2 separate regions of the Mus musculus genome follow, and region 2 is linked to region 1. Evidence: chromatin contacts called from ENCODE POLR2A ChIA-PET data. All regions are on one chromosome and are shown on one strand. Each heading gives the region's core, a stretch centred on a gene start or an enhancer-like site at or near the end of the contact. The rest is flanking DNA. Distances are from core to core; before and after follow the strand shown.

The links. ChIA-PET counts read pairs that join two places held with the same protein, here RNA polymerase II (POLR2A).
Region 2: POLR2A ChIA-PET joins it to region 1 with 16 read pairs in embryonic stem cell. The contact joins the enhancer-like site here to the promoter of Zfp169 in region 1. POLR2A ChIA-PET finds 5 or more read pairs at or near these places in 3 of 5 experiments (Patski and embryonic stem cell).

What each region holds. Positions count from the first base shown.
Region 1 is chr13:48,510,491-48,515,723 of GRCm38, reverse strand. It overlaps Zfp169 (zinc finger protein 169), which reads left to right and starts at 2,288. Exons shown (of 5, transcript NM_026450.3): 1 at 2,288-2,429. A830005F24Rik (RIKEN cDNA A830005F24 gene) reads right to left here and starts at 2,154. Exons shown (of 2, transcript NR_165458.1): 1 at 2,095-2,154; 2 at 885-1,590.
Region 2 is chr13:48,543,774-48,549,006 of GRCm38, reverse strand. No RefSeq gene overlaps it. Among named protein-coding and RNA genes, the nearest start is that of Mirlet7a-1, 8.1 kb to the right of the region's middle. Within about 2 kb of position 2,346, at least 2 of the 3 ENCODE cell types and tissues checked have a DNase peak (open chromatin) inside an H3K27ac peak, as active enhancers do.

The DNA of each region.
Region 1 (5,233 bases), core at 1,039-3,538:
TTTTGAGACAGAAAGTTCTTAGTGTCTTAAGAGATGGATTTTAAAAAAACCTTACAAACCTAGCTTATCTTAGGTGATGGCTTTTGGAAGTGTTTCGGATTTATGAGCAGAGTTGGCTCCTCAGCTGGGTCCCAGCTGCTGAGGTCTGTTCTGGGTCCAGTCCCTTTATCTCTCTCTATCTTTTTACACTCGAGCATGCGGGTGTGTGTGTGTGTGTGTGTGTGTGTGTGTGTGTGGTGTGGGTACGTATGTGTTTGCACATGTGCATGTGTGTGGAGGTCAGAGGCTGACGTCAGGTGTCTTTTTCTGCCACTCTAGTCATACAAATTGCATGGTGGCACACGCCTTTAATCACAGGACTTGGTAGGTAGGGGCAGATGAACCTTTGTGAGTTTGAGGCCAGCAGGGGCTACAAAGTGAGTTTCTGGACAGTTTCTGGAGAGACCCTATCTCAAAATGCAAAACAACAACAACAAAATTGAAGCAAGGTGTTGAGCATCCGAACCCGAATCTTCATGCTTGAGCACCATGGCATGCACATTATCCACTGAGACCATCTCCACATGATATTTCTTTTTACTTAATGTATTTTTATTTAATGCATTTTTATTTATTTTTATAAGTATTAATGTGTTTTGCCTGCAGGTAAGTGCACTGTGTGCATGCAGTTGTCTGTAGAGACCAGAAGAGGGCATCTGATCCTTGGAAGTGGAATTCTAAGCAGTTGTGAGCCATCTTATAGATGCTGGGAACTGAACCTGGGTCCTCTGCAAGATTCCCAAGTGCTCTTAACACTCGGTAGCCACCTCTCCAGCGCCTCTCCTTATTTCCTAGTATTATTCTTACTGATTTTATTTTTTCTTTATCTGAACAATATAGACCCATTTTACTGGCATGACATCTTTTAATTGAAAACTTGACATTCCATGTTTTTTGCCTTATCAAGTGTGGCGTGTATCCTAAGTATGCTCAAACTTAAAAAAAAATAAAATGAAGTTACTTGTAAACAATTTGATCTTTTCTAGGCTTAGTTTTGCATTTTCCTAGGTGAAACAAGAAAGGCTCGGGGGCCCCATCTTGTCTTCCTATCAAGATGAAACCATTTCCAGGTATTATGTACAACTCTGAAGGCTTTATGGCCTCATAGGAAGAGGTGTTGTTCCTCACCCCCTTTATTCCCACTGACATTTTTCCCGGGACTTTTCCCTGGGATGGCACAGCTGTGTGTCGCGTGCTGTCAGTGTTCGGTGAACGCCCGAGGAAGGAGCCACTGAACCTCTGTGGATTTCTCTGGTCCTTCGTACTGTCCTTTGAACTGAAGCTGCCTTGGTTTCCCCAGGGCCCCGGCTTCGTCTCAGGTTGACCTCCAGGTCTTGCTCGGGTCTCCCTTCTCTGTTCTGTGCCAGAACGGTTTCTCACCAGGGGAGTTCGCTGCTCACTTCGTTTATTGTCCACATCACTGATATTCCTCCATTGTTTCTGTGTGCAGTGCTTCCCCATCGGTTTCTTAGTCCATGTTGTCCTTTTAAAGCTTGTTTTATGTGGAAGACTGAATCTGGTCCCTGTTGACTTCTGCTGTTTGCCACCTCACTTTAAGAAGCAAATGGGAAATAATTTGAAAATACTGCTCACGTCAAATACTAGAAATACAATTGAAAATTCAAATTCAATTAAATTGAGTTCCGCTCAAATTCCTAGTCTTTTCGCAAAGATTTTTGTCTTTCTGTTACAACCAAGAAGTGTTTTTTTGTATGAGCAAAATAGTTTAAAACATTACACTATGAATATCTTCAAACTTAGTTTGCCCTTGTCTTTTTGTAATCATTTTTTAAAAAAAGTATTATTTTCAAGAAACAACACCCACAGTATCCACACATGCTGCAGTTTAAAACACACGACTCACAGGCACGTAAAAAAGAAAAAAAACAAAACAAACAAACAAACAAAAAACCAACCAAGATTGAATTGGCAGGAGGAAGGCATCTAGATAGCACATCTTTTTTAAAAGAATTGATTAATGAGCTTCCTTAGAAGTACGCAAAGATTACTTCGGTTTGGCTTTTCTGCTTTTTTTCTGTTTCTCTAAGATCTTACCCTGTTGTCTTGCAGTCAATGAAAGAGTCCGGCAGTGCTAGGGAGCCCCTCCTATAGTCTGAAGCTTCGGGTTGCAGCCAAGTCAGCATGGGGTGTCCTGCAGTACGCGGCATTCTGGGTATTGTAGTTCCCCCATCTCTAGCGCTGCGTGGGTAGTGAAGTGCGCGCGCGTCACCCCGGTCGGTGTACTTCCGCATCCTGCAGTCGTCACCTGTGCCTGTGGACGATTCTACTGCGGTTCTGGTGAGCGAAAGTGCAGACGTCCTCGGCTCTTGCAGATCCCTCCAGGCGGGGAAGAGTCCGGAGAGCTGGCGTGGGCCACCCACAAGGTTCAGGTGTCTGCCGCTGCTCCATCCTCGATGCGTGGAGTCTTTGGGAGTGGAATCAGCTTCTCTGCCCATCCCGGAGGAGGGTCTCGGTGAAGACCCTGGGATGGGGAGGGGGCCATGTGAGAACGGGGTTAGGGGTCCACTATCTTGTCCTAAACAAGCTACAGGTCAGTCTGGCCTGCTTCCCAGGCTATGACGCTGTAGGTGTGTCCCCTGTGTTAGTGCCAGGTCAGGGAGATTGGACCTGGGGCATCTAGATGTCACCTTTCCACCCCCGCTCTCTGTTGAGGTTTGTGAGGGATCAGAGCCATCCTCCACAGGAACAAATGTCTGAATTGGTGAGGACAGAAGTCTTGGGGAGCTGCACTCATCATGAATTTGGAAATACAGCTTGGTCGCTTGCCTTGCGGGGAAAACATACAGAATTGCCTGGCTGAATGCAACGGCAAAGACCAAGAGACTAGAGCTAGTCTTGAAGTTTGGAGTCTTGGTGTGTGACAAGGCTTGTGTGTGTGGTGTGTATGTGTGTGCGCGTGCGTGCCTGTGTGTATATGTGTGTAGGGGGGAGTGGGGGTGGCCTTTTTACACATTGTGGGCTAATGACCTTGTGTGGCTCCCTTGAGCTCTGGGATCTTCCAAGAGCCTGGAGTGATGTAATGGGAAGAGACATTTCCCCCATGACCCAGGGCTTGTTGGCTCCCTGAATTTCTGGCGGTGTAGCCTGGTTTCTCCTTTTCTCTTTAGTTCTCTGATCTATATATACAACTCATTTTGATTATATTCACCACTGAAAATTCTGTCCCCAGTCCACCTATCTTTGTGACCTATCTTTCTTTTTTGTTTCAAAACCCTTTAAGACTAACTTATGCTGAATTCAATATTCTTGAATATTTCATTGGATTGTTATTGGCTTACCTCGGGCTATATACTCTTAGAGAAACCCTTCTCCTCCTCTCCCAGCAGCTAGTAATTGCCGTAGCTTGGTACTAGGTATTTGGTGCCGAACTCTTGTCTCTGTGCTGAGATTTGTTCTGGTTTGGGCTTGCACGGGTCTTGTGCATGGTGTTGTAACTGCAGTGAGCTTGTATGTACAGTTGCCCTATTGTCTGTACTGGCTGGTTTTGTGTGTCAACTTGACACAGGCTGGAGTTATCACAGAGAAAGACGCTTCAGTTGGGAAGTGCCTTCATGAGATCCAGCTGTGGGGCATTTTTTTGGTTGATGATCAAGGGGGGAGGGCCTATTGTGGGTGGTGCCATCTCTGGGCTGGTAGTCTTGGGTTCTAGAAGAGAGCAAGTTGAGCAAGCCAGGGGAAGCAAGCCAGTAAGAAACATCCCTCCATGGCCTCTGCATCAGCTCCTGCTTCCTGATCTGCTTGAGTTCCAGTCCTGACTTCCTTTGGTGATGAACAGCAATGTGGAAAGTGTAAGCTGAATAAACCCTTTCCTCTCCAACTTGCTTATTGGTCATATTTGTGCAGGAATACAAACCCTGACTAAGACACATTGGTACCAGGAATGGGGTATTCTTGTGACAACCTGATGATGTTTTGGGGAGGACTGTGGAAGGACTTTGGAACTTTGGGCTAGAAGATCCATTCGGTATTAAGAGCTCTGTGGGATGTTGTATAGGAGCTTGGAAGATAATGTTGAGAACAGTGCACAAGATGGAGGCCTGGCTTGTGAAATTTCAGAGGGAAGACTAAAGACTCTTATCAGTGCCGCTGCTATTTTTATTGTGAAGATTCTGTGGTTTTGGTTAGCTGGGGCTGAAGAATCTGCTGTAAATAACAAGATACCAGAACTACTAAAGTGAAAACTTTGCATTACTGGGACTATTGATGCTGGTGAGCTGGAGCTAAGAAATTGAGATGGCTCAGGGGGTAAGAGCACTGACTGCTCTTCTGAGTTCAAATCCCAGCAACCACATGGTGGCTTACAACCACCCGCAATGAGATCTGACACCGTCTTCTGGTGTGTCTGAAGACAGCTACAGTGTACTTATTTATAATAATAAATAAATCTTTGGCCAGATCGAGTGGGCTTGACCTGAGTGAGCAGAAATCTTAAATTCAATTCCCAATAACCAGATGAAGGCTCACAACTATCTGTACAGCTACAGTGTGTACTCATACACATAAAATAAATAAATAAATCTTAAAAAAAAAAAGAAAGAGAAAAAGAAGTTAGTGGTGATAAGAAGAGACCAGCATCACTGAGGTGAAATCTTCTGGGAAGTGTTTTCTGAGAGCACAGAGGCTGTGTTCGAGAGATAGCCAAGGTTGTACCTTGTGCTGTGGCTGGACTTTGTAATGTGTAAGAGTCACTCAGGTTTTGAAGGCATGAAGGGGTCATGAAGAGCAGCTGAGGCTCTACACTGTGAGAGACCATAGAAGGCCATTGGTGAAGGTGCAGCCTCAGTTGCAATTGATGGCCCAGGACTGAAGGGGTCATGCAAAGAAGTTGAGGCTTGGCACCATGAAGAGAGCCTATGAGAGGCTATTGGTGAAGCCTAGTTACAGTGGGAGATAGCAGTGTTTTGGAGATGTCAGTACCATGAGATGACCATTGAGAACAGCAGCAGCAGTGCAGTACAGGCAGCTGGAGCTTAGAAGACAAGGAGTCTGCTACAAAGGGCAGAACTGGACAAGTGACCCAAGCCCTTGGAGGAGCCCAGAACATCATGAGTTGGATCCCAGACATTGGATGGTTGGAATTTGATTTTGCTTTTGATTGTGACTGTGCCCTGATATTTTTCCTTCTTGAAGTAGTTATTTTAGTGGAGCCCACAGTTAAGAGACTTTGAATTTT
Region 2 (5,233 bases), core at 1,097-3,596, 33 kb before region 1:
GTCCTGGAACTCACTCTGTAGACCAGGCTGGCCTCAAACTCAGAAATCTACCTGCCTCTGCCTCCCAAGGGCTGGGATTAAAGGCGTGGACCACCACTGCCCCGCTTGACAGATATCATTCTTATGATAACCAGACCAGGCTATAACAAGGCCTAGGCCAACTGCCAAAGGTGATCTGCTGTATTAGCCAGTGTTTACCAGAAGAGCAGAACTGGTAGTGTATTCAATGCTCCCACCTTATGACAGTCTGACTTACAATATTGATTTATTGGGTCCAAACTTTATCACAAGACAAGGAGCATCTACGTATAAATGTGTATGTGTCTTCTTCGATCAATGATTATGAAGTCTAAGAAGTCCTATTAATTCCTTGAAAAAAATTTTTTTCATTTACTCAGCATATATGTGTGCGTTTGTGTGGTCAGAGGACAACTTGGCAGGAGTTGGTTCCCTTCTACCATGCAGATTCTGGGAACTGAACTTAGTCATCAGCCTTGGCGGCAAGCACATTTTATCTGCTGAGCCATCTAGCTGGGCCGTGGCCCACAATTTTCCATATGGAAGCTGCAGACCTAGGCAAGCTGCTGCTGGTGAAATCTCAGGGCCTAGGAGTCAGAAAGCAGAGAATTCAGCCACCCTGTGTCCCTGTACCGTTTTGGTTCATTCAAGCCCTGGATGGGCTGGATGATATCCACTCACATTAGGCAAAGCCATTAGTTTTTCCTTAGTTTACCACTTTAAATGTTAATCTCTTCTAGAAACATCCTCACAGACATCCAGCAATATTATTTAATAAGATATCTTGGGGCATGGTGGCTCAAACTGACACACTAAAATGGCCCATCACACCCCGGAATAAGGACGGAGAGTCTGATCGATGAACAGCAGGGAGATCAAGAAGTGAATATATCATCTTGAAGTCATGCAATGAACAATGAACGAAAGGACAAAAGAGAAGACACAGGTCAAAGGAGATCTTAACAAGGGGAGGACTGAGGCAAAGAGGCCAGAGGACATTTCGAGAAGTATGTATGCTTTACTTTGGCAGTTTTGGTTACAATTACTTGTTTGTCTGGACTGAGAAAATTTGGAGGGAGTCATGCTAGAGGTGGAACGGAACTGAGGTAGCAAAGCCTCCAGGACACAGGGTGGGCCTCTCCAAGGACCTCGGCTGAAGGAATTTGCTCTTTCAGGGCCCAGGGGGTGGCTTCTCTGTGGGCTACTCCTACTTTATAGGTCCCAATTCCCATAGTCTAGAATGTCTCTTTCTCTTAGGACGGAAACCAGAAGCTTCAGCCATCCGTCGCCAGTCAGGTGGCTATATTGAGGCATTTTGATTCTGTAAGTCACCTTCAAATTAGGTTTCTGTTTACTGAAAAAAAAAAAAAAGTAGAAAGAAAAAAAGGAAGAAAACGAAACAGCAAAATCCACACCGCTATGCCTACGAAGGAAAACCTACTGTGAGGAGTCCAGCTTTGTATGAAGAGTTGATGACATCGTGTGGTTTATAATCCTCTTTCTCACAGTATATCCTGAAGGTTGAAGCTCTTCCTCCCCATATCCTACCTATCCCACAAGGTTCACCACCCTCCTCTTCTTTTTGTTCACTTGTTCACTTTAGTCCCAAACTCTCCCATCTTCTAAACTCTCTTGTCATTTGCTTTGGACAGAGAATGTTAGGATGGCTTATAGTTGGAGTTTATAATATAAGCACTTTGCTGACGTGTACAGTGCCTTTTTCCCCTGGATGGATTGCAGATGAATGTTCATAGGGTTTTGTTGATGCTTGACTCTCTTGACTCTCTTTTTTAAACCGTGCAAACCTACTATCATTAAATAGTACCCCAACCCACCCACCAAAGAGCAGAGAGGTCTCCTAGTGCATGGAAAGTTCCAGTAAGAATGAAGAAATGCTTTTGCATTGATTTAAAAAAAAAGAATTCGTAAAGATTGCTTTGAAAAAGTTTTAGCACAAAAATTTCAATACATGGGAAAGAAAAAAAAAATAAAAGAGATAAAAGATACACCATAGGAGACCTAACTCCTTATGTGACAGATGGGTGAAGTGAGGTATGGAGTGGCCTTGGCGTCGAGCCCCGGAGCCCCCGAGAGGGAAGACTGAGTGAATCCAACATCTTGGGTACACGTGAAAACCGCCCCGAAAACTCTAGCACCTCCCGCCTCGCAGCCGGCAGAGCGGACGGAGGCCACGTGACACGACTTGTCCATCACCGCGGAGGGCGGGACTCAGAGGACGGTCCTCGCTATTCTCCCGGTCCTCCAGTAGGGAAAGAGGAGCCTGTCACGGTGGGCGGGCCAGACCCGCCTTCTCCGCGGCGGGGGCGGGCTCAGCCGTCACCCTCCAGTGGGGGTCCGGGTGAGCCCCGACCGGCTAAGGCGAGAGGGCGAGGCACACGTCCGTCAACAGCGTCCGCCAATAGGAATGCGCGCTGCCCGCAGCTCCCGCCCCCGCCTCGGATTCCCGGCGCGCGCGTAGCCTTCCCTCAGGCCGCCGAGGCGGCGCCCGCCCGCCCGCGCTTCCATCCGGGTTCTCGCGCGCTGCTCTCTCCCGGGCGCGGCGGTGGAGGGCCACGGTGGGGGGAAAGCCAGACCATTTCCCGTGGCGGCAGCGGGACGCCTTTATCCGCGAGCTTGAGGTGGGTACTGCGGGCGTGAAGGCGAGCGCGGGGACGTCGCCATTTTTCCCTCCTCCAGACTCAGCGGCGGCGGCAGCGGGCGACCAGGAGGGAAGACTTGGGGGCTGCCGCGCCGCACCCTGGGACCCGTGGGATGGCCTGGGCGCCTCGGGCAGGCGGGTGGCCCCGGGGCCGGTGGCCCACGGATGCCGTGGGCCTTGGGGCTCGGGCGGGGGAGGGGTGCCGCGTGGCCGCTGGCCTGCCCCAGCCCCCTCCGCTTCCCGCCCAGCTCCTCGGCGACCGGGCGGGGGAGGGGGGTCATTCTTCACATTCCTCACCTCGCCCCTCCCCCGCCGCTTCAATCAAACTTGCGGCGGACGGAAGTCCCGCCCTCTGGCTCGCGCCGGTTGGTCGGGGCTACCTCCCCGCTGTGGCGTGACTGGCTGCGGACGTAGCCGGGCCTCTATGACGTCACTTCCGCCGTCAGGTTTGTGGGCCGGGGAGACCTTGGCTTTGGTTGGGGGGGGTGGGATGGAGGAAGGTAGGAAGTGCGGGGGGCGGGGAGGGACGGGGCGGGGCGGGAAGGCGCTGGCAGGGAGGGAACGGAGAGCCAACGCTGGCTGCTTGCCCCTGCTCCGCTCGGCCAACTGCGGCCTGAGGGCCTGGAGCAGCTGCTGGGGCTGGAGGATCGCTGCGGCTGCCCGTCCTTGGCCAGGGGGAGGGGAGCGCGAGAGCGGGAGGAAACTGTATCCCAGGGGATGGGGTAGGAGATTTGCAGCTCGGTGGCACCGGAAACGAGACTGGCCTTTTGACTGGGGAGGCTGCAAACTCTTGGAAGCGGGTGGCCTCTCGGAGGCCGGCTAAGAAAACTTATCTCTCGGCGCGCTCTTTAGCGGAGGCAGGGTGGTAACCTTTATGCCCTTGGCCAGGACTGCCCTTCGGTGATCCCGCTTGTTAGTGCAGGGTCTGTGTCAGAAGTGATCGTCTGTGTTGTAGTTTTCAACTTTTTGTGTTAAAAGGATAATTATGAAAGGACAAGGGGGGGCGGAGAAAAACTTTAGAAACTTAGTTAAAATGGAAGACGATGACAGATTGCTTTTTTAACTGTTGAAAAATATTGGCAACCTGTTTTTGAAGTTTAAAACATTAGTGTTCTTGTTTTTGATTGCCTGATAATCTTGTGAAGAAAATTGAACAAGTAAACAATCTTTTTATAAGAAAAGTTAGTTTAGCCGGGCACGCCTTTAATCCCAGCACTTGGGAGGCAGAGGCAGGCGGATATCTGAGTTCTAGGCTAGCCTGGTCTACAAAGTGAGTATCAGGACAGCCAGGGCTACACAGAGAAACCCTGTCTCGAAAAAAGCCAAAAAAAGAAAAGTTAGTTTAATACAGATTTTTCAGCATTCTGGCCTTTCATTAGGTTCTGTCAGTTGAAGCAGTAATATTTGGGAAATTTGAAATTGTTAGTGTAACAAAAATACTAGTTGGAAATGTAAGAACTTTAATTAGAGAATAGAAATCTTCCAAATTAAGTCGGGTCTAAAAAGTGTTATCAAAATTGTGTAGATGGGGCGTGCATTTTACCCTATGGGTAATTTTATTGTAGAAATTGATAGTTTTGTAGACTTGAAGCAAGCTGTGCCCTCCCCCACTATAAATTGAAGTTGTGCTGATTTGAGACTTAGTAATTTTTCAAGCTGGAAAGGTAGAGGAATGCAAAACATGTGGCTATAAAGAAGGTGTTGGCACACAAGTTTAATCCCAGCACTCAGGAGGCAGAGGCAGGTGGATCTCAAGAGTTTTGAGGGCAGCCTGATCTACAGAGCAAGTTCCAGGACAGCCAGGACTGCACAGATAAAACCTGTTTCAAAAACAAACAAACAACAAAAAAAAGTACTTCAGTTCACAGAGTGAAGTATTAAAACAAATGGTCCTGCTGGAGTTGTTGCTCAGTGATAGAAAGCTTGTCAGACATGCCTGAATTGGTGGGTTGAGTTTCCAGTACTAATAAAATAAATGCTCATAATAATTTAATGTTAGTAAGTCTCATTTAGATTTCTTGAGGGTCCTGGGAAATGTCCCTAGTAAACCTCCTCCAGAACTAAGGAAACTAATTGGTTTAGAGAATAGCATCCTAAATATCAAGTTCCTTTTATTTCAGTAACTAATGTTACAGAACCAGTGTGAGTTGGTGACAATTGTGCAGATAGATAAGTGGTTGAAGGCACTTAGCATCATACCTGACAGTGACCCAAGTTTGAATCCTTGGGACTCACCCACATGGTGGGAGGAGAGAACTGACTCCAAGTTATCCTTCGATGTCCACATTTGTGCAGACATAATACAAAATAATTAAAAAAAAGAAGCCTTTTTAAAAATACTACAAAGCCAGAGCTGGAGGTGTAGCTCACTCAGTTGATAAAGAGTACTTGCCAGCCATGCCTCAAGCCCTGGGTTCCATCTCCAGTTCCTGCCTGCAATCCCTGCACTGTTAGAGGTTATCCTCAGCTATGTAGAAGGTTCCAGGCCATCCTGAGCTGTATAAGACCCTGTTTCAAATAAAGGAGGCTAGATGGAAGCACCACCAATGAATGTTC